Regions from separate parts of the Homo sapiens genome. Here regions 1, 2 and 3 are each linked to region 4. A link is a contact called in ENCODE Hi-C or POLR2A ChIA-PET data. All regions are on one chromosome and are shown on one strand. The core of a region is the stretch at or near the end of the contact, and the rest is flanking DNA. Distances in the headings are between cores, read along the strand shown. Region 1 holds the start of VEGFA (vascular endothelial growth factor A). Region 2 holds the start of SCIRT (stem cell inhibitory RNA transcript). Region 3 holds the start of MRPL14 (mitochondrial ribosomal protein L14). Region 4 holds the start of SRF (serum response factor).

Evidence for each region. A loop is a pair of places that touch in the nucleus more often than their neighbours do. ChIA-PET counts read pairs that join two places held with the same protein, here RNA polymerase II (POLR2A). Pooled maps may share reads with other maps.
Region 1: a loop to region 4 is called in a map of sigmoid colon, with 7 times the contacts of the local background. The contact joins the promoter of VEGFA here to the promoter of SRF in region 4. A Hi-C loop is called at or near these places in 2 of 168 maps with a recorded cell type or tissue (naive thymus-derived CD4-positive, alpha-beta T cell and sigmoid colon), 5 of 37 single-sample maps with no recorded cell type and 13 of 50 pooled maps.
Region 2: a loop to region 4 is called in a pooled map, with 21 times the contacts of the local background. The contact joins the promoter of SCIRT here to the promoter of SRF in region 4. A Hi-C loop is called at or near these places in 3 of 37 single-sample maps with no recorded cell type and 7 of 50 pooled maps.
Region 3: a loop to region 4 is called in a map of sigmoid colon, with 6 times the contacts of the local background. The contact joins the promoter of MRPL14 here to the promoter of SRF in region 4. A Hi-C loop is called at or near these places in 1 of 168 maps with a recorded cell type or tissue (sigmoid colon), 3 of 37 single-sample maps with no recorded cell type and 8 of 50 pooled maps. POLR2A ChIA-PET finds 5 or more read pairs at or near these places in 2 of 52 experiments (A673 and OCI-LY7).

The regions. Positions count from the first base shown.
Region 1 is chr6:43,766,382-43,771,634 of GRCh38, reverse strand. VEGFA (vascular endothelial growth factor A) reads right to left here and starts at 1,424. Exons shown (of 8, transcript NM_003376.6): 1 at 323-1,424. The coding sequence starts at 928. RefSeq lists enhancers at 1-233, 234-999 and silencers at 45-984, 1,362-1,611.
Region 2 is chr6:44,070,561-44,075,985 of GRCh38, reverse strand. SCIRT (stem cell inhibitory RNA transcript) reads left to right here and starts at 1,334. Exons shown (of 5, transcript NR_125864.1): 1 at 1,334-1,489. RefSeq lists enhancers at 254-323, 1,444-1,703, 2,724-2,823, 2,864-2,923 and silencers at 2,214-2,473, 2,564-2,643.
Region 3 is chr6:44,123,454-44,129,128 of GRCh38, reverse strand. It overlaps MRPL14 (mitochondrial ribosomal protein L14), which reads left to right and starts at 1,677. Exons shown (of 3, transcript NM_032111.4): 1 at 1,677-1,785. TMEM63B (transmembrane protein 63B) reads right to left here and starts at 1,575. Exons shown (of 24, transcript NM_018426.3): 1 at 1,451-1,575. RefSeq lists silencers at 895-1,054, 1,235-1,344, 1,385-1,784, 1,805-1,854, 1,885-1,944.
Region 4 is chr6:43,168,955-43,174,390 of GRCh38, reverse strand. SRF (serum response factor) reads right to left here and starts at 3,122. Exons shown (of 7, transcript NM_003131.4): 1 at 2,222-3,122; 2 at 278-544. The coding sequence starts at 2,734. RefSeq lists enhancers at 1,694-1,903, 1,194-2,162, 3,189-3,918 and a silencer at 2,634-3,213.

The sequences.
Region 1 (5,253 bases), core at 175-2,674, 600 kb before region 4:
CCGGCAGCGGCAACGCAAGCCCAGCCCCCTCGGCCTCCTCCTCCGGCTCCCGCCCTCGGCTGGTCGGCCCAGATCGTACGTGCGGTGACTCCGGTGGGTGGGCAGGGCCCGCGTGGGCGGTGAGCCTCTCTCCGGGTACCCTCCCACCTAGCGCGCGCGCCCCCTCCCCCTGCACCTAAGACGACAGAGGGGGACGCCGCACGCCTGGTGCCCATGGACCCGCGTGGGGCACGGAGCCCCCACGCGCGCGCTCGCACGCACGTCCCCAGCCGGGAGAGGCGCTCGCAGCGGCCCGCGGCGCCAGCAGGGCACGACCGCTTACCTTGGCATGGTGGAGGTAGAGCAGCAAGGCAAGGCTCCAATGCACCCAAGACAGCAGAAAGTTCATGGTTTCGGAGGCCCGACCGGGGCCGGCGCGGCTCGCGCTCCCTCTCCGGCTCGGGCTGTGGGGCGGCCCGCTCTCCTCGGCGCCTCGGCGAGCTACTCTTCCTCCCCGGCCCGAGGCCCGGGCCAGGGCCTGGGGAGCGCGCGCGGCTGGAGCACTGTCTGCGCACACCGCCGCCTCACCCGTCCATGAGCCCGGCTTCCGAGCGCCGAGTCGCCACTGCGGCCCCCTCTCCTCTTCCTTCTCTTCTTCCTCCTCCCCCTCCTCCGGCTGCGGCTCCTCCCGGCCCGAGCTAGCACTTCTCGCGGCTCCGCTCGGCTCGGCTTCCCCCGCGCGGACCACGGCTCCTCCGAAGCGAGAACAGCCCAGAAGTTGGACGAAAAGTTTCAGTGCGACGCCGCGAGCCCCGACCCCCTCCACCCCGCCTCCGGGCGCGGGCTCCGGCCCCTGCCCGCGGCTCGCCGCCGCGTCCACTGTCCGCCGCCGGCCGGGGAGGAGGTGGTAGCTGGGGCTGGGGGCGGTGTCTGTCTGTCTGTCCGTCAGCGCGACTGGTCAGCTGCGGGATCCCAAGGGGGAGGGCTCACGCCGCGCTCCGGCGGTCACCCCCAAAAGCAGGTCACTCACTTTGCCCCTGTCGCTTTCGCTGCTCGCACGCCCGCGCGCTCTCTCTGACCCCGTCTCTCTCTTCCTCGACTTCTCTCTGGAGCTCTTGCTACCTCTTTCCTCTTTCTGCTGGTTTCCAAAATCCACAGTGATTTGGGGAAGTAGAGCAATCTCCCCAAGCCGTCGGCCCGATTCAAGTGGGGAATGGCAAGCAAAAATAAATTAAAACGAGAAACAATACAGTTTTAAAAAAAAATGTTTAAGAAAAAAGAAGAGGGATAAAACCCGGATCAATGAATATCAAATTCCAGCACCGAGCGCCCTGGCCGGTGAGTCCGCTGACCGGTCCACCTAACCGCTGCGCCTCCCGACAGAGCGCTGGTGCTAGCCCCCAGCGCCACGACCTCCGAGCTACCCGGCTGCCCCAAGCCTCCGCGATCCTCCCCGCTACCAGCCGACTTTTAAAAAAAAAAGGGGGGGGCGCATGGCTCCGCCCCGCCGGGACCCCGCCCCCGGCCCGCCCCGGGGGGCGGGGACAGGCGAGCCTCAGCCCTTCCACACGCGGCTCGGGCCCGGGCTCTGCGGACGCTCAGTGAAGCCTGGCCCGCAGCCCGCCGCAATGAAGGGGAAGCTCGACCCCCACCAAGGTTCACAGCCTGAAAATTACCCATCCGCCCCCGGAAACTCTGTCCAGAGACACGCGCCCGCGGGGCATTGGCGAGGAGGGAGCAGGAAAGTGAGGTTACGTGCGGACAGGGCCTGAGAGCCGTTCCCTCTTTGCTAGGAATATTGAAGGGGGCAGGGGAAGGCGGAGAGCCGGACAGGGACGGGTGGGGAGAGGGACACACAGATCTATTGGAATCCTGGAGTGACCCCTGGCCTTCTCCCCGCTCCAACGCCCTCAACCCCACACGCACACACTCACTCACCCACACAGACACACACGTCCTCACTCTCGAAGACGCTGCTCGCTCCATTCACCCAGCTTCCCTGTGGTGGCCGAGCGCCCCCTAGTGACTGCCGTCTGCACACCCCGGCTCTGGCTAAAGAGGGAATGGGCTTTGGAAAGGGGGTGGGGGGAGTTTGCTCCTGGACCCCCTATTTCTGACCTCCCAAACAGCTACATATTTGGGACTGGAGTTGCTTCATGTACAGAGAGCCCAGGGCTGGGCACAGGGGCCACAGTGTGTCCCTCTGACAATGTGCCATCTGGAGCCCTCATCTGGCCTGCAGACATCAAAGTGAGCGGCAGCCAACAGGCTGGAGTGACTGGGGTCCTTTGGGAAGTGTCCAGGGATGCTTCCCAGGGGAGAAGAATTTGGCACCAAGTTTGTGGAGCTGAGAACGGGAAGCTGTGTGGTTCCGGGGTTAGTCAGTGACTGGGAGGGAAGAGGACCTGTTGGAGCCCACGTATGCACTGTGGAGTCTGGCAAAACCCAAAGGGGGAGGCAGCTGGGCAGACAGAGGCCCTTGTTCCTGCTGCCCCCCCAACCCCAGATGTTGCCAGGGAACTGAGGCCAGGGGGCTGGTGGGGGCGGGTGGAGGCCAGGGCCTGCGTGATGATTCAAACCTACCCGCCAGCACTAAGGAACGTCTGTAGGCCAGCTGCCCAGAGCTCCCACCAGGCCAGGGGCCAAGGCTTCTATCAGCCCAAGCCCAGACTCATAGCTCATCTTCTGAATAGAAATGGGGGTTTCGTCTCAGCTCCCCCATTCCCTCAGGATCCCTTGGCTACTTCTCCAGGCTCACAGCTTCTCCCCTATCCTTCCCCCAGTCCCCTCCCTTACCTCCAAGCCCCCTTTTCCTCCAACTCTCCACATCTTCCCTAAGTGCTCCCAAAGGCCCCATCCCATTCTTGCATATAGGAAGCAGCTTGGAAAAATTCCTAGCTGGTTTCTGACCTGGCTATTTCCAGGCTGCCCCAGGGAACAAAGTTGGGGCTCTGAGGCCTGTGGGAAGAGTGGGACCAGTCAGTCTGATTATCCACCCAGATCTTGCCAGGGTCTGGCCTACAGCTGGCATAGCCTCTGTGGAGGCATGGACTGAGAATGGGAATGCAGCAATTTCCCTCAATTTAACCAAAACGCTCCAGGGAGCTTACCTAGTCAGCCCCATCCTCAGCACATGTTGCTGTGGTTTGGTGGAGGTGCTAGGTTACCTCCCCAGTACCCCCAGTTCCATCGGTATGGTGTCCTAAGGCCCTTATGAGGAAAAGGGCTGGCTCCCACCCACCCCAACCCTCCCTTTCCATCATTCGTGCACTAGTCCTGTCTCCACCACTTGGCAGGCTCCCCAGCAGCAGGGACAAGGTCTTTGTACAGTTAGTAAATGTTTATTTCCTGGCTCAGGGCCCCCTCCCAGGCAGGCCTCCTCACCTGGGCTCCATGCTCTAGGCTGATGAACGGGATATGGAAGGGAAGCCACTAACTTTCCTCCTTGTGCGCCTCTAGCACCCCAGGAGCACAAGCTGTAGACATCTTGGGGCAGGATGGAGGCTCTGAGCCCTAAGGGCTCATTCTGGCCCCCTCCCTTGCATCCCTTCTCAACTCGGCCTTCTTCAGCCCCTAAAAGAGCCAACAGACCTGAAAGAGCAGGTCTTAGTAAAAAACAAATAAACAAATCTGAAGCTAAGAGGAGGCTGGAGGGGTTCCAAGGAGGGATAGCCATCACCAGTCACTCCGTGGCCCCAGGCACCCCCCACCCCCATAAGCCAACTGTCCTCCATGGTGGTACCCAGCAAGGTGTGTTACAACAACCTGTTTGTGTTTCCCTCTGGGGCTTTGCCCAGGGATCCAGGGGAGTGAGGGCACAGAATTCCTTTTATATAAGGCTAGGATTACAACCTGGCCTAGGGGTTTTTGAGCTACCTTCATTAGGGCGAGAAAGTATGGCCCACCTCCCCCCTTCATTGTGGAGATATAACCTGGCTGTGACCTGGAGGGGTTAACTCTGGATCCCATGCCCCAGTGTGTTGTCACCGGCATTTACAACAATGTACTCTTAAGGACTCAGCCAGTGCCCACATTGTCACCAAATTAAAAGCTCAAGTCACCTAGTCACCTGAGCTTTCAAAAAAGGGGAAAAAGCACAAAACAACAATCACAAGACCACATGTATCTCTGTGGCATCTTCCCTTCCATGGGCTTAGCCCCCTGAACAACTTGACTTCACTTATCCTCACCTCCCTCCCCAGGCTGCTTGCTGCAGGGGAAGGGGCGTCAGAGCAGACTGTCTCCCCAAAGAATCCTCCGAAGGCCCAGAGAGGGCACAAAGGGGCCCAGGGTCACCTAGCAGATTGGGGGAAGGGGCAGTGAAGCAGAGAGCAGCCCACACAGAGGTCATGCTGGCTCCCAGTTGAGGGGCAAACTCGGCCCCGCTTGGAGGGCCTCACCTTGGGAGCGCAGTGGCCACTCCCCACAGTCTGTGGCTCTGAAGGCAGTTCAGAAGGAGCCAAGGAGGAAGGGGAAGGTGTTCCAGGTGAGGGGGAAGGGGAGAAAGGGGTGGGGGTGGAGAAAAGTGCGAAAGGCAGCCAGGAGCCAGCGGCGGCCCCAGACAAAGAAAGTAGTGATTGGGCCAAGGCACAATAGTTGTACTTTGTCCTGATGTCCTGTCACCTCCAATATTCAGGGAAACTCTCGCCTGTGTGGGTGTGGGTGGTTAATCTAGAAGCCGGTGGATGAAGGGACAAAATCTCTCCTGAGATTGGAAAGAAGGTGAGGAGAGAGTCACTGGGTCTTGCTGTTTTCCACACATTTCTCCAAGTGGCTTCACTGCAATGGAAGGAGGTCTTGTCCTTCACTCCATCCCCTGACCCCCAGGTGACTAGCAGGACACTGATCTGCAGGAAGGGCAGGATACAAACCTGGTGAATTGAAGGAGAGAGAATTGGGTTGGTTCCCCTCAATTCCCTGACCCTGACTGTGGGTCAATCTCTGTCTCTCTCTCTCTCTCTCTCTCCCCGCCTAGGTCTTTGCAACAAAGCATTAAAAAGACAAAGAGAAAGCAAAGGAAAGGGCCTCTTTGGTCCAGTGCCAATGTCCTAGCCCCATGTGGATCTGGAGGTTTGACTTGAGGTAATGATAAGTAATGATGGCCAACTGATAAAAAGATTGGAGCAGAGGAAGCCAAGGAGGGTAACTCTCCCAAGAGGATCCAGTCAGGAAAGGGGGAAGGAATGGGGAAGAGGACCTAGCTGGAGAGAGGGCAGGGCAGAGTCACTGTCTGGGGAAGCTCACCTACCCACACCACCCCTAGGCCCATCAGCC
Region 2 (5,425 bases), core at 85-2,584, 900 kb before region 4:
TCCTCCTAGGCCTTCAATCACTGCTTCTGGGAGTCCTCTTCATCCAGGCAGGGTCTGGAAGGGGGCCTGACCAGTAAGTTGGAAGTCAGTGAATCAATGAAGTGGGGCGGGGAAGACAGGATGGAGGAAGCCCACAGTGCCATTTACTGCTTGGGAGTGGTCCAGGCAGCCAGGACCTCTGACTTGGCCAGCTTGCAGACTGAGGTTGGGTCTGGGGACTTGGGCCCTAGGGGGGCCTGTGAAGGCTGGGAGCAGGAGCTGCCTTTGGAGGTTAAGTCCCTGGTGAAGGGCCTGTGCAGATGTGTGCAGATGTCAAGGCCCTGAGGGTGACCCTAGAAGCCCCTCAGCAGGAGAAGCAACTTGAGGGTCAGGTCCTAGAAGCTAGCAGTTCTTGGCACCTGCTGCCTCCCTCACCCAGCAGGCAGGGAGAGACTCCAAATGCCTGTAGGCCCAACCAGTCCCTCCTGTCTTTAACCCCAGCTGGCTCCTCCTGCTGCTCAGGAAGTGAAAACCCCTCCATTCTTTTCTCCGGGCCCCCTTGGTGGCCCCCAGGCACAGGCCCAACACTAGCTCTGCCCAGCACTGTCCTGGCCCACCCCACGTGTAGGACGTGATGGGGAGGATACCTGGTGGCAGGAGGCAGACTGATGGATTGTTGACCTGGGTCTCACCTCTGGACGAGCTGGCCATTCCTGGGGACTGGGCAGGGTCACGCCAGGCTGTGACTCAGGCCCCTGCCCCACCATGCCAGGGACCTGGGCTTGGGCCATCCTCTGTGTATGTGGGGTGGGGTGGAGCAGAGGTTTGTCAATTGGAGGCTTCTCTTTGGGGACACCTCTCACAGCCCCAGGGAGCCAGACTATGACTAGAAGGATCAGGGTTTCCATGGCTGCTCCTCCCCACCCACCACCCCAATAGAGGCTGACAGGAAGGACTCCCAAGCAGGGCACAGCAGCCATATGAGTTAGTGGGTGTATGAGCCATCCAGGACAGGGGTAGGGCTCAGCACACAGGAAGGGCCACTCCTGGGGTGTCCTGAGCCCCTATCTGCCAGCTCGGCTTGTCTCCCTAGGCCCATGGAAAGCTGGCTCAAAACTCCCCACCTCCAGGAAGGCGTCACCATGCCTCGCTTGTTTGTGGCCAGCCCAGCGCTGCTCTCAGCTCCCACTTTTCACTTGTTTCTCTGCCTCTTGTCCCCTTTCCCAGATCCACCAAGCGTCTATGGGCAGACTGTTTTTTCCTGCACTTCCTAGTGGCCAGCAGAGGGCGCCGCCAAAAGACTGAGGCCACCACGGAGGGAACAGGAGAATCGGCTTTTTGGGGTCTAGCCACTGTGCAGAGCCCAGGCGCGTGGGTCGGTGTCGGGTGTGTGTGTACGTCTGTGTGTGTAATGAAACTGGACGCCTTCCTTCCCGGCGATCTTGACTTAACCTGTCAGCAGAGGGCTTGAGGTTAGACCACAGGTTGAACCTAGGTGGCTGCTGGAGAGGTAAGCCCAGGTGGCTCTTGGCAGGAAGAGGAGGATGAGTGAGTTGCTCCCTTCTAGCAACCCAAATGGGAAGGGACAACGGAGGTTGCCAGCTTTCCTCCCTGACCCTGGAAGAAGGGTTGGGAGGGGTTGCACAGAATAGCTGGTGTCCCACCCTGTGGGAGGAACTGCTATGGACATCTGGGCCACATCTGGTTTCCTGGCAAGGCAGGGAGCTGGTCTGTTTGGAATTCTTGGTCCACCGCTTGGTGGTCCCTCACCATTACATTCTAGGAGGACCCTTTACAAACAGGTGTATAGGGCGCAGCCCTGTAATGCGAGTGAGTCCACAGCAACCTAGTCGTGGTCACACTCCTTTGGAAGTGGCCCTAGGGGCCTGGGCAGCAGCCTGCTCCTCTGCGCCACTCGACCTTTCTGTGGCCATGTTGGAGTCTGCATGCTGAGATGCTGCCCTTTCCCCTTGGAAATGCTGGGAAATGTGCTCTGGTGTCCATCCTGGCCATGCCTCTTCCTCCAGGTGGGGTAAGAGATGAAAAGAGGAGTTAGTCTGCAGTACCTCTTAGGGACCCCACCCCATGAAAGGCGGAGTGGGGAAGTGCTTGCTGTTGGGTCACCTCCACGAAAGCTTGGGAATGCGGTTGGGACGGGTAGCGGGAGGAGGGGTCAGCAGGAGTGGTTCTTTCTTGGGTCTGGATTCTGGGTTTTGGGGACGAGACAACACGGAGGAAACCCCTCTTGGTCGGCTTGGTTCCAGGAGGCTCAGGCCGGGAGATGGCCGTAATGGCCTCGCAGAAAGAAGCGGGAGCGGGGGAGGGGGAAGGCTGAGCATCGAGCCCACCCGGACTCTCCCTCTGTCCTCCCCGCTGCGGGGGCCCACCCCTTCGCCCCCACCCCTCTATCTCCAGGGCCGCCGCGGCCCCTCCCCGAGACCTGGGCGCCGCCTCCCCCTCCCCTCCTCCTCCCCCTCCCACCCAGCGCTGCAGCTGCTGCCGACGGACCATTCTGCACGTAGCGAATGGAGGAGACGCACAAGGGAGGCCTCAAGTGCGCGCGCGCGGGAGCCGGAGCGGCGCGGGCGGGGGAGCGGCTGCGGGCGCGCGTGCGCGTGCGGCGCCGGCTTTGATCGCGCGCGCCGAGCTCCGGAGCGCGCTGCTCTTCTGAGCGCCGGGGTTGGGGATGCTGGGCGGTGAGCCTCCGTACCCTCTCCACTCCGCGCACGCTCTGTTACCCCTCCAGCAAACCCCGCCTCCAGCCAGGACCCTTTTCAGTTGCCACCCCAATAGTACTGTCCTCTGCGCGTAGTAGGGTCTTCTGTTACGGTGTGCCGGGTGACGGATTGTACAGTCAGCCAGGTCCTGGGCTAGGGTTTCACAGAGTTCAGAACATGCCCGTGTTCATGACCATATAGTTTCACTTTTGCCCCAGGATCTCTCAGCCTGGAGGCCCTCACCCGCCTGCCTCTGCTGCACCTCAAACCTAGGCAAGCCCCATAAAGCCCCTTATAAGGGCTTGGGAAGAAAAAACAAAGGAGTGCTTTGACTTTTATTTCCTCTGGGATGGGGAACTCCCAAGGGAGTTCATTTCCCTTTCACCCCCTCCTATGTTACCTGCACAGCTCCTACTCCCTGGGGTGTCCAGGACTCTGCTGGGCCCTGCCCACACCACTGACAAAGGTGTGGTATGGTAAGCACAGAGTCTGCGTCCTGGGACAACCCAGGGAGTACAGGGAGGCTGTGTCAGGCTATGGCAGGCAGGGCCTTCATCTTGGAGGTGTCTCCTGACTTCCAGGGGCACTCTCTTCACTTCCTGAATCCCTGATCAGGAAGGGGATTGGCAAGTGGCTGGCCTGCCACCTGGGCCACTGGCAAGTGGGTGGCCGGGGGGGGGGGGCTGTCTTCCTTCCCTGGATGGGCTACGTTGGCACCTCATTCCACCTTCCTCACTGTGCATCCTGGCTCTCCTGGCTAGGTGGGCATTGGGCAAGACAGGTGACAGGGCCTTGCAAAGGGATGTCTGAATAGGGTCGGTGGTGTTTTGAACCTCCCTGTGGGAGTGAACTGAAGGGGACTGGTCTGTGGAATGTGCAGGTGGAGGTAGCTGAGAGCTCTTTGTCACGTACTAACTTAAACTGGCCCCAGTTGTTTGACCCCTCTGAGCCTCAGTTTTCTGTGTAATGGGAGTACAGCATTCACCCAGCGGGGCTGTTGAGGATTAAAATATAATCTGCCTATAACATGCCTCATATGTTGGAGGCATGTATGAGGTAAACCTTTTTTTATTATTGTGTTTGAACTGGCTGAAAGTCTGGGGACATTTCCCTCAGCTTTGTTTCCATGGATAGAGTGAATTCAAATCCCGGAGCTGGCAGCTCCTTGGAATTTGAAGGTGGGCTTTGAGAAAACTGTAAAGAGGCCAGTAACATGTCATGTTTATGTCACCATCCAAGAATGAACCATTTCATACTAGTTTTCCAGACATTAATATCTGAAACCTTAAAAAGAGATATTTTGGATAGGAATCACTAGTGGATATTACACGCTTTCCGGGCTTTTAATCAGAGGTTACAGAACATGTGAGTCTTCATGACTCAGGGTTGTGGTTACAAGGGTCCATCAGTATCCTGGTTGTAATACAGTGAAAATCCAAGGCCTTTTTTGGCCCCACACCAACGGCTCATTCCATGAAGGCTACATTTTCGTAGTTCTTGTGTCTACTTTTATAGTACTTTATCACTTCATCAACTCTCTCCGTATAAACTATCACTTCTGTTACCATCACTTTGCCTGCCTCCAGGGCAGACCACCAAACCCACCCTATTCTCAACTTGTTTCTGTTTGGCTGTGGGCTGAGATGTCCGAAAATCACATCTGTTGGAAGATGTGAAAAACAACGAGATCTTTTGAACTTGACAAATTATATTAAAGTTCATCTGGAGAAATAAACATGCAAAAAGAGCTTGGAAAATCCTGAAAAAGAAGTATTATAAGGGACGACTAGTGCTACTAAAATGTTGTAGAAAGCTCCAATAATAAAATAGTTGGGTACTGGCACAAGAACAGACAGGCAGATCAAAGGAGCAGAGTAGAGGCCAGACACACACCCGTGAACAAATGGAAATTAAATATATGATAAAATGACATTTTAGATCAGAGGAGAAAAGATGAATTATTCAATCAAATTGGACAACTGGTTAGCTGTTAAGGGGGAAAAAAAAGAAATCCAGCTCCCCACTTCATCTCTTATTCTGAAATAAATCCCGATGGAGTGAAGATTTAAATGTAAAAAGGAAACCATAAAATTACTAGAAGAAAACATCTGAAAGTCTAAAAGTGTATGTTCTTGGATTGGGGAAAGTTTGACACAAAACCTAGGAGTCACAAAGGGAAAGAATTTTTTAAAATTGGCTGTATTAAAATATGACGTAGGGTGTTGTGTTACATGCCTGTAGTCCCAGCTCCTTGGGAGGCTGAGGTGGGAGGATAACTTGAGCCCAGGAATTTGAGGCCAGCCTGGGCACCACAGTGAGACTCCATCTCTGAAAAAAAAATGTGTTTTTAATGTAATATCCTGAATTCTAAAGACAACCGTCTGGAAAAAATATTTTTAACATAGATGACCGATGAGTTTTTACAAGTCAATAAGGAAAATAAAAACGAATAGAAAAATGGGCAAAGCACATAAACCGGTAAGGGGATACTAATGGTTAACAAGCAGGTGAAAATGCTCACCCTCAGTCAAAATAGAAGAAATCAAAATGAAGACATGAGAAGATTCTCTTTTCGCCAATTTGATTGACAACAACTAAAATGGGCAACCCCTCACTGTGTGGACACAGACATCCTCAGAGCTGGGGGGGAGGACAGTTGCACCTGTGAAGGGGATTGGCAGTATACATGAGAAGAATTAATTCACAAACCATGGACTCGAGGGTTCCAT
Region 3 (5,675 bases), core at 428-2,927, 960 kb before region 4:
CCCAAAGTGCTGGAATTATAGGCATAAACACTTTTTAATGAAAACTGAGGTTCAGACAGGTTAAGTAACTTGTCAAGGTCACACAGCTGAAGAATAGTAGAGCTAGAATTTGAACGCAGGTCTCTAAGACTCTGCTATACTTGGAGAGAACTTGAATGATGTCCAAGGGGGTTCTTAGTTACCCACTGCCTGCCTTCTGCCTTGCCATGTCCCCATCCACCCACAGGCCAAGACTGCACTGAGTGAGCCAACAGCAGGCCCCAGCATGTGCCACCTGGGGCATGCCAAGGCCTGGACCCTCTGGTGCCCTGGAGGACAATCACGCTGCCAGCACACCCCCACTTGAAGCCTGGCTGACACTCCCACTCCCCACCTCACCCTGGCCTGGGAGGCAGGATGGGCCCCTCTTCAGCAGGTGTTGGGCACAGCCTCATTGCTCCCCGGCTGCTGCAGACTGGTAATGGGTAGGCAAGCCCCAGCCCCCCAGGGCGGTGGAGTGCTCAGGCTTGCCCCGAGCGGCCAGACCTCTGCCCAGGGGACCCAGGCAGGGGGCAGCACAGCGCCCCAAGGGCAGCCAGCCCCTCTGACCTCTCCTCCCCACTTCCCAAGCGTCCTTTCCTTTTCTGGGGAACAAGGTGCCAAGCTTTGGGACTGTCCGCCTTAGGCGGTCAAGACAGCCAGGAGGGACAAAGCGGCGCCCCCTCCCCACAACAGGGCCTTTGCCCCACTCTCGGTTTCGCGTCTGAATCTTTTCCCCACCGCACCCTCCAACGCAGGCCCGGGCGGCTCATGAATGAACTGCACTGTGTGGGGCGCAAGGAGAGGACACGCTCCCGGGGCCGGCCGCCTCTCCAGCCCGCCGACCAGTCAGTCCCCAGAGCCGGGGGCAGCGGCCGGCCTCGTGCCAGCACCTGCGAACCCTGCCCTTGCCCGAGCCCGAGCCCTTACCCCGGACCGGCTTCGGGTGTACTCGCCCCCGGGAGCAGCAGAAAAAATAAAAGGCACAGAAGGCATCGGACTTGGCGACCCCGGGGTCCAAAACTCGGGGGCGGGGGCGGCTAGTTCCCCAAACGGCGGCGGACAGGCGGGGCGCAGCTGGCACCCCCGAGGGTCGCGCAGGGGACGCGCACCTGCACCGGGCAGGTGGGAGAAGAGTGGCACTCGGGGGCCGGGGGCGGGGGTCCCACCCTTTGGGATCTCCCCGGGGCTGGGGAGAGCCGGCGGCGCGTATCTGGACCTCCGGCAGGGGTTGGAGGACTCACATTTGGCTCGGGATGGTGCGGGGTTGGGGGCAGCGCGCGCCACCCCTGGGTCCCGCGGGCCCGGGCACCTCTGGGTCCCGCAGGAGGTTGAAGGGAGGGGACGCGCAGCTGAGTCCAGGTTTTTTCTTTGGGTGGTGGTGGGATCTTCGAAGAAAAGAGCGAGGGCTGGGTAGGGGTCGCGTACTCACCCCCAGGCGCAGACTCGGCTCCGGCTCGGAGCCCCGGGTTGGGGCGGGGCGGGGCTGGGGGAGGGGGAGGGGGAGTCGCTGGGCGGCTCGAGCTCCGGGCTCCTGCGGCGGCCGCGGCAGTGTATGGGGGAGGGGGAGCGGGGGGAGGGAGGGGGAGGGGGCGGAGCCCCGCAGGTCCCGCCCCGCACGCCGGCGCACGCAAGGTGCGCGCGCACTCTCAGATCGCGTCCGCCGGGCTGGGCCTGGCGCGCAGGCGCTAGGAAGAGGCCGCGTGGGGCGAAGGCGGCGCTTGGCTGGTGGGGCCCGCGGCGGGATTTTCCCGGGCGGCGAGAGCGGTATGGTGGGGGGCAGGGGTGGGCGTTAAGTCCTCATTCCCTCCTTCTCCTCTTCCTTTCTCTGCAGTAGGGGAGGCCCACTCCCCGGGGTGAGTGAGGAGAGGCCAGAGTGGGAGGCAGAGCGTCAGTGGGAGGGGTCCCGACGGGGAGGGGGGGGTCCCGACGGGGAGGGGGGTCCCGACGGGGAGGGGAGGCCCCTTACCCGGATCCTCCTCCCTTCCGCTCTCCGTGGGCTGCTTCTGCGACCCCCAAGTCCGTGGCCGGCGCTCACCTGCTTTCCCCGGGTTGCGGCGTCGACTTGGGGAGGGCGGGCTGCGTTCAGCCGTCGCTGGTCACTCCGGAGCGTCTCCTCCGGCTTCTCCGCTTTCCGCGCTCCCCTCCCCTTTCCCAACTTAGGTCTGGAGATGAGTTAGCCAGACGCCTCTGTGGTGTGAGGATTGAGTTTTTGCTTTCACTCTGTCAACGCTGATGAGTGCGCCCTCCCCCAGGCCAGGGGGTTCCCTGGTTTCTTATTTCACCAGAGACTGCATCTACCAGTGATTAAGACTGGAAAGATGAAGGGAGAGACTGAGACTCTTTCTATATATCACCCACACAAATAGATCATAAAGGCACAACGGGCACCAACCTGGTCATTTAATTTCTGGTTCCTGGAGGGGACAAAAAGGAAGTATTGCTTTCCACAGCCGACGATAAATGAACTTTGCCACCGTAAGAGACGGACGGGACTGAATTTATAAAGAGGTTAAAAGGGCATATGACAGACACCTCAGGCTACTTGGGAAACTCTGGGAGTTTGGGAGATAATTAACTCTCAGGGCTGGTGGTGGTGGGGAACTGCCACTGCTGAACAGAAGGACACTGCCCACCTGGGGGGTTTGGATCTTGTAGTTGGTCAGCGTCTCTGCTGTATGCTGGATTTTCAAGAGTTCATTAGTAGCTTGTGGAATGCAACTGTAAGGTTTGATTTATTGCAGTGTTTTTCAAACTGAATCCTATTGGTGAGTTGGAAATCAGTTTAGTAGATCACGGCCACTTGAAATAGAAAATATCAGAGGGTGTTGCACTTAGGGTATTGTTTCTTGACACTTCAGGTGTACACACACGTGTGAGTGTACTAGGAGGTGTTCTACAGTGTGTTTCTGTAGGTCGCAGTGAGAAAAATTTGAAAAGCGTTGTCTCCTGTGCCCTTCTATTTGCCCTCTTGCCTTTCTTTGCCTGAGTTTTCAGTCACTTAAAATTGTCTGAGGATGCAGTTAGCATGCCAGGAATATACAGTAAAGAACAAGGTGGATCTTCTTCACGGAGGTTACTGTGTGAGACGAAAGACAGTTCACTGTTCATCACTGGAAATACTGTACGTGCTACTGAAAAACAAGGATTTTATTGAGGTAAGAAGTTGGTTGGCTTAATTAGGAAGGGCAGTTTTTCAACTGTGAAAGAAAGGAAGATGGAGATGAAGCCCGTTTTTGGTAAAGTGCTTGGTGGGAAGGGTCTTTGTAGGTTTGGATTCTGGGAGTTGTGAAATTGGTGTAATCTGTTGCTTGTGTGGAACAATAAAATTCACTTTGAGGTCAAATAGTATTATAATGGATATCTGAAAAATGGAAGTGGAAGCCATAGTTGTCTGGTTTTTGGATTTCTGAGGATCACTAGAAGGCCTTTTTTTTTTTTTTTTTTTTTTTTTTTGAGACAGTCTCTCTTGCCCAGGCTGGGGAGATCTGGGTGCAGCAGTGCGATCTCAGCTCACTGCAGCTTCTCCTGGGATCTAGCAATTCTTATGCCTCAGCCTCCCGAGTAGCTGGGACTGCAGGCGCGAGCCACCACTCCTGGCTAATTTTTGTATTTTTAGTAGAGATAGGGTTTCACCATGTTGCCCAGGCTGGTCTCCAGCCCCTGACCTCAATCGATCTACGCAACTCAGCCTCTCAAAGTGCTGGGATTACAGGCGTGAGCCACCTTGTCCAGCCAGAAGGCATTTTTTATATGTTTTTATTTTTTACAAAAAGTATAGTTATGAATCTGAGCATGTGGATTCCTGAACTATTTCTGCCTGTGCCTAATTAGGGTCAGCACCTAATCCTCAAGGAGTGTGTGAGCCATCAAGTGACACTTTCCAGGGCAAGCATTTCAGAAAGCCTGACATGAGAATTAAGTGCCTTGTGGAATCCTTGAAGAACAGTGGCCAAAATATTTTATTATTGCTCCTGAATATTAAAGATAAAATGTTTCCCTTGGGGCGGGGTGGATAACAACAACAAAATTTCCCTGGAGTCCACTTTTCAGGTGGTTGGGCACTGAGCATGGTTATTTAGACTCTTCTTAGCTCCTAGTCTTCAGTGTTGCAAGAATTCTTTAAAACCTATTTTGCTCCATTTATGTCTTTGGGATTATCATGCCTGGGCACACCTAAGGTGGATTTTCCTACTGTCAGGTTACTTGGATAGTTCTTAGGGCTGTAGGGGGGGTCTCGAAAAGCAGGTTATGGTTTAGCCTTCTATTTTATAGGCTCATGGTTTGTCTGGGTTGTAGCTTACCCTGGTGTGATTTTACATGTGTATTTACAGTGACAACTAGTATGCAAGAGAAGACTGCAGTTCAGATCTCAGAAATGTTGTTCTGGGTCAGGTAATATGCTGAATATTTAAAAAGGTCATAGTAAAGTAGCTTACCATTCACCAGTGAAACCACTCAGAGTAGGAGAGCCCTCTGTTAAAAACTCAAAAAATCTTTTATGTCTTAGAAAAGAGAGGAAGTAATTTACCATGTCCACTCTAAACTGAAAACACTTTCAGGGCTATGATCTTAAAGAGGCACCTATGGTGCTGCCCTGAGAATCAGGGAACGAGCTTGCTCTTCCTGGCCAGGATCTGGTAAACAAACTATCCTGCAGATCTAGTCTGTACTGGATAATTCAGAGAAGGATTGTCCACATTAAAATGATCCCTTACATGAGTGAAGCTAAAGCACTTCCATTTCCAGACCTCTTTGCTTTTCCCAATATGATCTCTGCTTGACAGAGAGTCGTTGAGACCCAGACAGGTGATTCCAGGGCCACAGACTTGGTGTGAGAGAAGGGGAGGATGGAGTGAAAGAGATATATGCTTTCCATCAGCAGCACCCTCCCACCCCCATTCTTTAACTTTTTCACACTACTCTCCTGCCTATCTGACATCTTAATAAACCTGGAGCCCACCTAAACCTGGCCCAATGGAGGTACTAATAGGAAGGGAATTATGTATATGATTCAGTAGAATTTTACTTTGACTTGTGCAGTTTTTCCTGAGTTTGACCAGATGAAGAATATTACAAATTTATATCTGGATTATAGATGTTTGTACACTTGTGAGGTAGGGATGGGAGGGGGAGCAAAACTGGAGTAGATAAAATATACAAATCTACACATTGAAAAACCATCTTGAATAATTGAGAATTGTCAGATCTATCTAAGTACTACTGCTTACTTTTTTTTTGAGGCAGGGTCTCGCTCTGTCACCCAGGCTGTAGTGTTGTGCTGAAATTATGGCTCACTGCAATCCCCAACCCCTGAGCTCCAGTGTTCCTCCTCCCTCAGCCTCCCAAAGTGGTGTAATTACAGGTGTGAACCACCACGCCCTAATTTAAATACTTTTGCAACAAGGTGGGGCATAAGTTATATAAACAAATATAGGACAAGAACCCTAGACATGTTTTCCCTTTGTGAAATGGGGTTGAGAAATGGGGTTTTCTAAGTGGTAGCTGTGGTGGAAACAGCTGATCATGCTATTGAGGGATACTTTACTTATTGATAGTGCTGCTGTGAGAACTCACACCTTGGCAGACCACTCAAAATCAGCTTTAGCTTTGGTCCGAGGCTGTCCTGAGTGTAGTGCAGATATTTATTGAAGAGA
Region 4 (5,436 bases), core at 1,873-4,372:
TGGCGGGAGGAATGCAAAGGCCCTGCCAGGCAGGCGGGCTGCGGGCGGGAGGCCGGCGTGGAGCCCAAGCCGGCCTTATATGGGCACGGAGGCCGCCCGCTTATCTAGGGGGGCGGTCTTCTATCAGGAAAGTGAGGATGGACACCTGTCCCCTAGGACGAGGGTCGTTAATCCGGCTCCACTCCACATCGGTGGGCACCTATCCACCTGTCCTGGGCCAGAAAGGGAGAGGGACCCCACTCCCTTCCCTCCTCTCACATAGGCAACCCAAACACACCTTGGTCTCCCCACTGCTGTCAGACTCCGACACCTGGTAGGTGAGATCTGTCTCTTCAAAGCCAGTGGCACTCATTCTCTGGTCTGTTGTGGGGTCTGAACGGGGTGGAGAGTCTGGCGAGTTGAGGCAGGTCTGAATCAGTGCCTTGCCGGTCTCACTGGTGATCATGGGCTGCAGTTTTCGGGTGGCAAAGGTATACACATGGCCTGTCTCACTGGCCACCAGCAACAGCACCTGTGTCCCTGTCAGCGTGGACAGCTCATAGGCCTGAGGGGTGAGGAGGGAGATGGGCAGGTCAGCAAACTTTTTATCTCTACCTTCCTTGAGAAGTTGGAAAAAGAATTATACAGTGATGTCATTCCCCCATTCCCATAATGACCTTCGTCTCTAATGACTCTGAGGGCAGGGTGTCCTATCAGGATCTCTGGAAGCAGCAAAACTACCCATGCTCCTCCTTTGAGGAGCAGCCCCATTGACCTGAAGATACCCCAAGCAAACAGTAACAGCCCCCAGTGATGGAACATATAACTTCAGGGGATACGAAGGACCCAGCTAGCTGCTCCCCAACACAGCTTAGTGCCTGGAATGTCCCAGAGCCTCACCCCTTCTCACTGTCACAGGGACCAGGATGGATCCCTACCTATCACACTGGAATTTGTACAAGACATTAGTGATAATGGACCATTTAAGCTCCAACTGTCCCATGTTTCTTTCCAGAAACTGCACAGGCTCCAACTTGTTGCCACAGCCTAGTTTCTCCTTTTGCCCTGTAATACTTTACTGCCCTTACTCCTTTGTCTTGGGAAGAAGGTTATGGAAGGAGAGAAGAGAGTTTTCCTTAATTACCTCCCCCCACAATCTTCTCCACTGATGATCAAGTGACAAGGGACACTGATACAACAGTGTCTGGAGTGATGGGAGACGAGACCTAGATTAGCACTAAACATCCTGCCATGAGCCCAGGAAGGGGACCTTCAAGGATGGCCCCATAGATGCCATACTCTCCCAACAAAGTTCTGCAAACCACCTTGGAAGCAGCTCTGGTTTCTACATGGGACAGAAATAAACACCAGCCAGTGTTCCCAAGGATCCAGCTCCTTGTCTCCCAGTTCCTCTGCTTTCATCTCTTCCCTTATCGTCTACACCCCAAAATGACTCCTTTCCTCAACACTTTTCACTGGCTGGCAGAAGAGGAATTCCTAGGTACCTCTGCAAGCCTCCCTGACTTCCCCCAAACCCCATCCAAGCATAGATTCTCCCTAGGGCTGGAAACCCCACTTGTCCTAACGGCAGGAGATTCTGCAGCGGGTCCTGCCAGGAGCATGTGGTTCCCAGTGGATGCCATGGAAGACTCACGGCCGGCGCAGGACTAGGTTCCTGCTGCTCAGGGCAGCACCAGTTCTCCTGCCCCGCTCCCTTACCTGGTCCCTAACCCTGCCTGTCCTTCCAACCAGCACTACTCTCGTGGTGCCCACTTCCTCCCACACATGTTCGCTCATTGTTGTCATGCAGCTCCAGCCTCCTCACCTCCATACCTTCTCGTTTGCTCCCTGCTTTTCCGGCGCCCTCGTCCGAACACCGGAGTGCACTGGACCTACTGATCCCGGGTTCTCATTATCCACCTCCCCGGCAGCCTCGTAGCCTCCCATCACCGCTCCTCACCCCTTCACTCAGCAAGGGCCCTCTTCCTCTCTGGCGCCGGTCACTCCCACCTCTGCGCCTTTCCCCACGGTTGCGAGCGTTCGCGGGATCTCCCCTCTCCCCACATTTCCCCGGCGGCCCCTCCCCTTCGGCCCTCCCCGGGCAGGAGCCATCCCCTCCCACACACCTCCTGCGGACTCGCAGCCTCTCACCTCCGCCTCGGCTCTGCGGTCCTCCCGGGCTCCCTTTGCACATCCCCACCCCAACCGGGCCCCGGGGCCGGCCAGCCCCCCGGCTTGGTACCTTCTTCATGATGCCCGTCTTCCTCTTGCTGAAGGTCGTGTAGCGCCGCAGCTTGTTGTCGATGAACTCCATCTTGATCTTCACGCGGCCCCGGGTCTTCTTACCCGGCTTGGCCCCGCTCACCGCGCCGCTCACCGGCCCGTAGCCCCCGGTGGCCGCTGCCGACGCCTCGGGCCCACCGACCACCATACCGATCTCCATCTCGCTCAGGCTCCGCTTCAGGCCGCGCCGCTCGGCGCCCAGCTCCTCCTCCTCGCCCGACTCCGAGTCGCCCTCGCTGCCGCTGTAGAGGGCCCCCGCGGTGGGCGCCGGGGTGGTTGCCGCCGCTGCCGCAGCCTCCCGCTCCAGGCGGCCGGGCCCGAGCCCCGCGCCATTCCCGGGGACCCGGCCCCCGTTAGCCCCGCGTGTCCCGCCGCCGCCGCCCGGCCGCCCCGTCGGGGTCCGGTTCAGGCTGCCCCCCAGGGCCGAGCCCCGGCCCAGAGCCGCCGCGGCCCCAGCTTGGGTCGGTAACATGGCGCTCGATGCAGGAGGGCGGACGGGCAGTCAGCGAGGAATCGGAGCCGCCGCAGCCGCCGCCATCGGCTTCCCGGCTCAACCCGGCACTCCCGCTGCTGCTAGTGCCGCTATCGCTGCCGCGGCCGCCGCTGCGAACCCGGGGCCCCTGCACGCCCGGGCCGACCTGGGCCCTCACTTTCCTGCCCCTGTGGCCCGGGTTGCCCCAGGCCGCGCGCAGCGCCCCCTGTCCGTCTGCTAGGGCGGCGCGCCGGGCGGCCGTCAGCGTCCCCCGGGGGGCAGGGGCTGCTGGCCGCGGCCGAGACGGCGGGTGGAGGGGGCCGGGACCACGCGCTGGCGGCGGAGGGATCCCCCGACCCTTCCCCCCATATAAAGAGATACAATGTTTCCTTTTATGGCGAGGCCGCTCCTTATATGGTGAGCCCCAGCGCCCCCGCCCCATTGGTCCGTGGTTCCGGCACCTCCGCTCCCCATTGGCCCACAAGAGGGCGCTTATTTGCATAGACATACCGAACTCGTTGCTGTCATCTCGCGTCAGACCGCGACTCTGAGAGGGGTGGAGCCGACGCCTCTTAAAGGAACCGGAGAGCAGGCACGATTCCGCCTCCCTGAACCCGAGAATGATAGAACGGTTTGGGAGGCACCCGCGGAGAAGGAGGCTGGGACTGGAGCGCAGTCTTGCGGAAGAGAGGGAGCAGCACTAGTAAATGGGCACCGGGACCGCTGGAGGCAAACACTGGGGAAACCCCTGGGTGGATTGTGGGGTTTGCAGTAAATAAAAAAATACAGCCCAAATTCCAAGGGAGGAGTGCAGGGATTGATTGGAGCATTTCCTCACGCCTTCCTAAGGGAGGCACAGTTATTGGCTGAGCGGAGAGAGCTTGGGTCCCCGCCCGGTGTCCAGACTCGTCGCGCCCCAGCCTCTCAGCTCTAACTTTTCCCCTACCCCCAACTTCCCTTCCCTTTCCCTCGCTTTTGTAGGCGACGAAACTTTCCCACCGGGCTGGCTCGAGGATCTTCATTCATCATCCTCTGCACTGGGGGGTCTTTGGCAGACATACATCTGGAAAAGGCTGGTGGAGGGGAGGGCGAGAGAGAGAGATCGGCCTCCCAGTCCTGAGGCGGGCAGGGAGGAGAGACGGAGATCAGGGAGGAGAGATGGAGATCAGTGAAGACTTCCAGCTGCAGGCTGGACTTGGGGAGGAGGACGTCCCGAGGATAAAGCCCACCCTACAGCCAGTGCAAAGACTTGGGAAAGTGTGGCCCGACAGAAAGTTTAAGCCCAAGCAAGCACGCTCGCGCACACACACGCACATACACACACTTCTCTGGAAAGCCCGTTGGAGAAAAAAAAAAAAGTTTCACACAGGGTATCGCTCTGTCGCCCAACCTGGAGTGCAGTGGCGGGATCTGAGCTCATTGCAACCTCTGCCTCCCGGGTTCAAGCGATTCTCCCACCTCCGCCTCTCACGTAGCTGGAACTACAGGTGCGCGCCACCACTCTGGCCTAATTTTTGTATTTTTTGTAGAGATGGGGTTTTGCCATGTTGCCCAGACTGGTTTCGAACTCCTGGCCTCAAGCGATCCTTCCCCCTCGGCTTCCCAAAGTGCTGGGATTATAGGCATGAACCACCGTGCCCAGCAGAAAAAAAAAAAAAAAAAAAAAAAAACTTAAAAGATTAGAACTGGGGTGCTGCAAAGTGAGGTTCAAGCTCTGGGTCTGGGTCTTTTCTCCAAAGCAGTGAAAATAGCTTGGACTTTGCTGTTACAGAATTATTTAAATCTGGAATCTGCCTCTTGGTAAGCCCTGTGCCTGGAAACAAGTGACAAGTGATCTGATCTCTCCAGACGCAATATTCATCAATGCTGCTATCCATTCCCTGAGTTTTTTTTTTTTTTTTTTTTGAGACAGAGTCTCGCTCTGTCGCCCAGGCTGGAGTGCACTGGCACGATCTCGACTCACTGCAACCTCTGCCTCCCCAGTTCAAGCGATTCTCCTGCTGCCTCAGCTTCCCAAATAGCTGGGATTACAGGTGCCCACCACCACACCTGGCTAGTTATTTTGTGTTTTTAGTAGAGATGGGGTTTCGCCATGTTGTCCAGGCTGGTCTCGAACTGCTGACCTCAAGTGATCCTCCCACCTCGGTCTCCCAAGGTGCTGGGATTACAGGCATGAGCCACCATGCCGGGCCTATTCCATGAAATTCTTAATGCAGATTTAATGACATAAAGACTAAAGGGCAGAGTAATTGGTCAGTGGTTAGGCAATAGGAGTTACCTGGAGTAAGTCACCTCATCCTAGGGATAAAGCATCTTGGCATGTTTAAGGGGATGGGAGGCAGTGATTATTCCTGCCCGAAAAATTATGGAGATTAAATAAAGCAGTTGATTGTAACCTAGTCATTACTGGTAGTGGTAGTGATATCAATTCAGTATACTACAATCAACATTTAAAAGAATAAATTAATGGGTATCACAAAAAGCAAGGGCAAATATTGTTGCATAAAATGTTTGTTTGCATTATATATAGGTTGAACCCTACAAAATTGCCATTTTATAGGTCAAGAAGGTGGGATATTGTCAATTTCTCATAATTCAGTGTATGTGTGTAATGGATGACAATATTAACTGCATTTCTTACTGTGAGTCACAATCCAAAAGCTTGAAAAATACTGAAATAAAATATGTGCAAGTGATCAGTA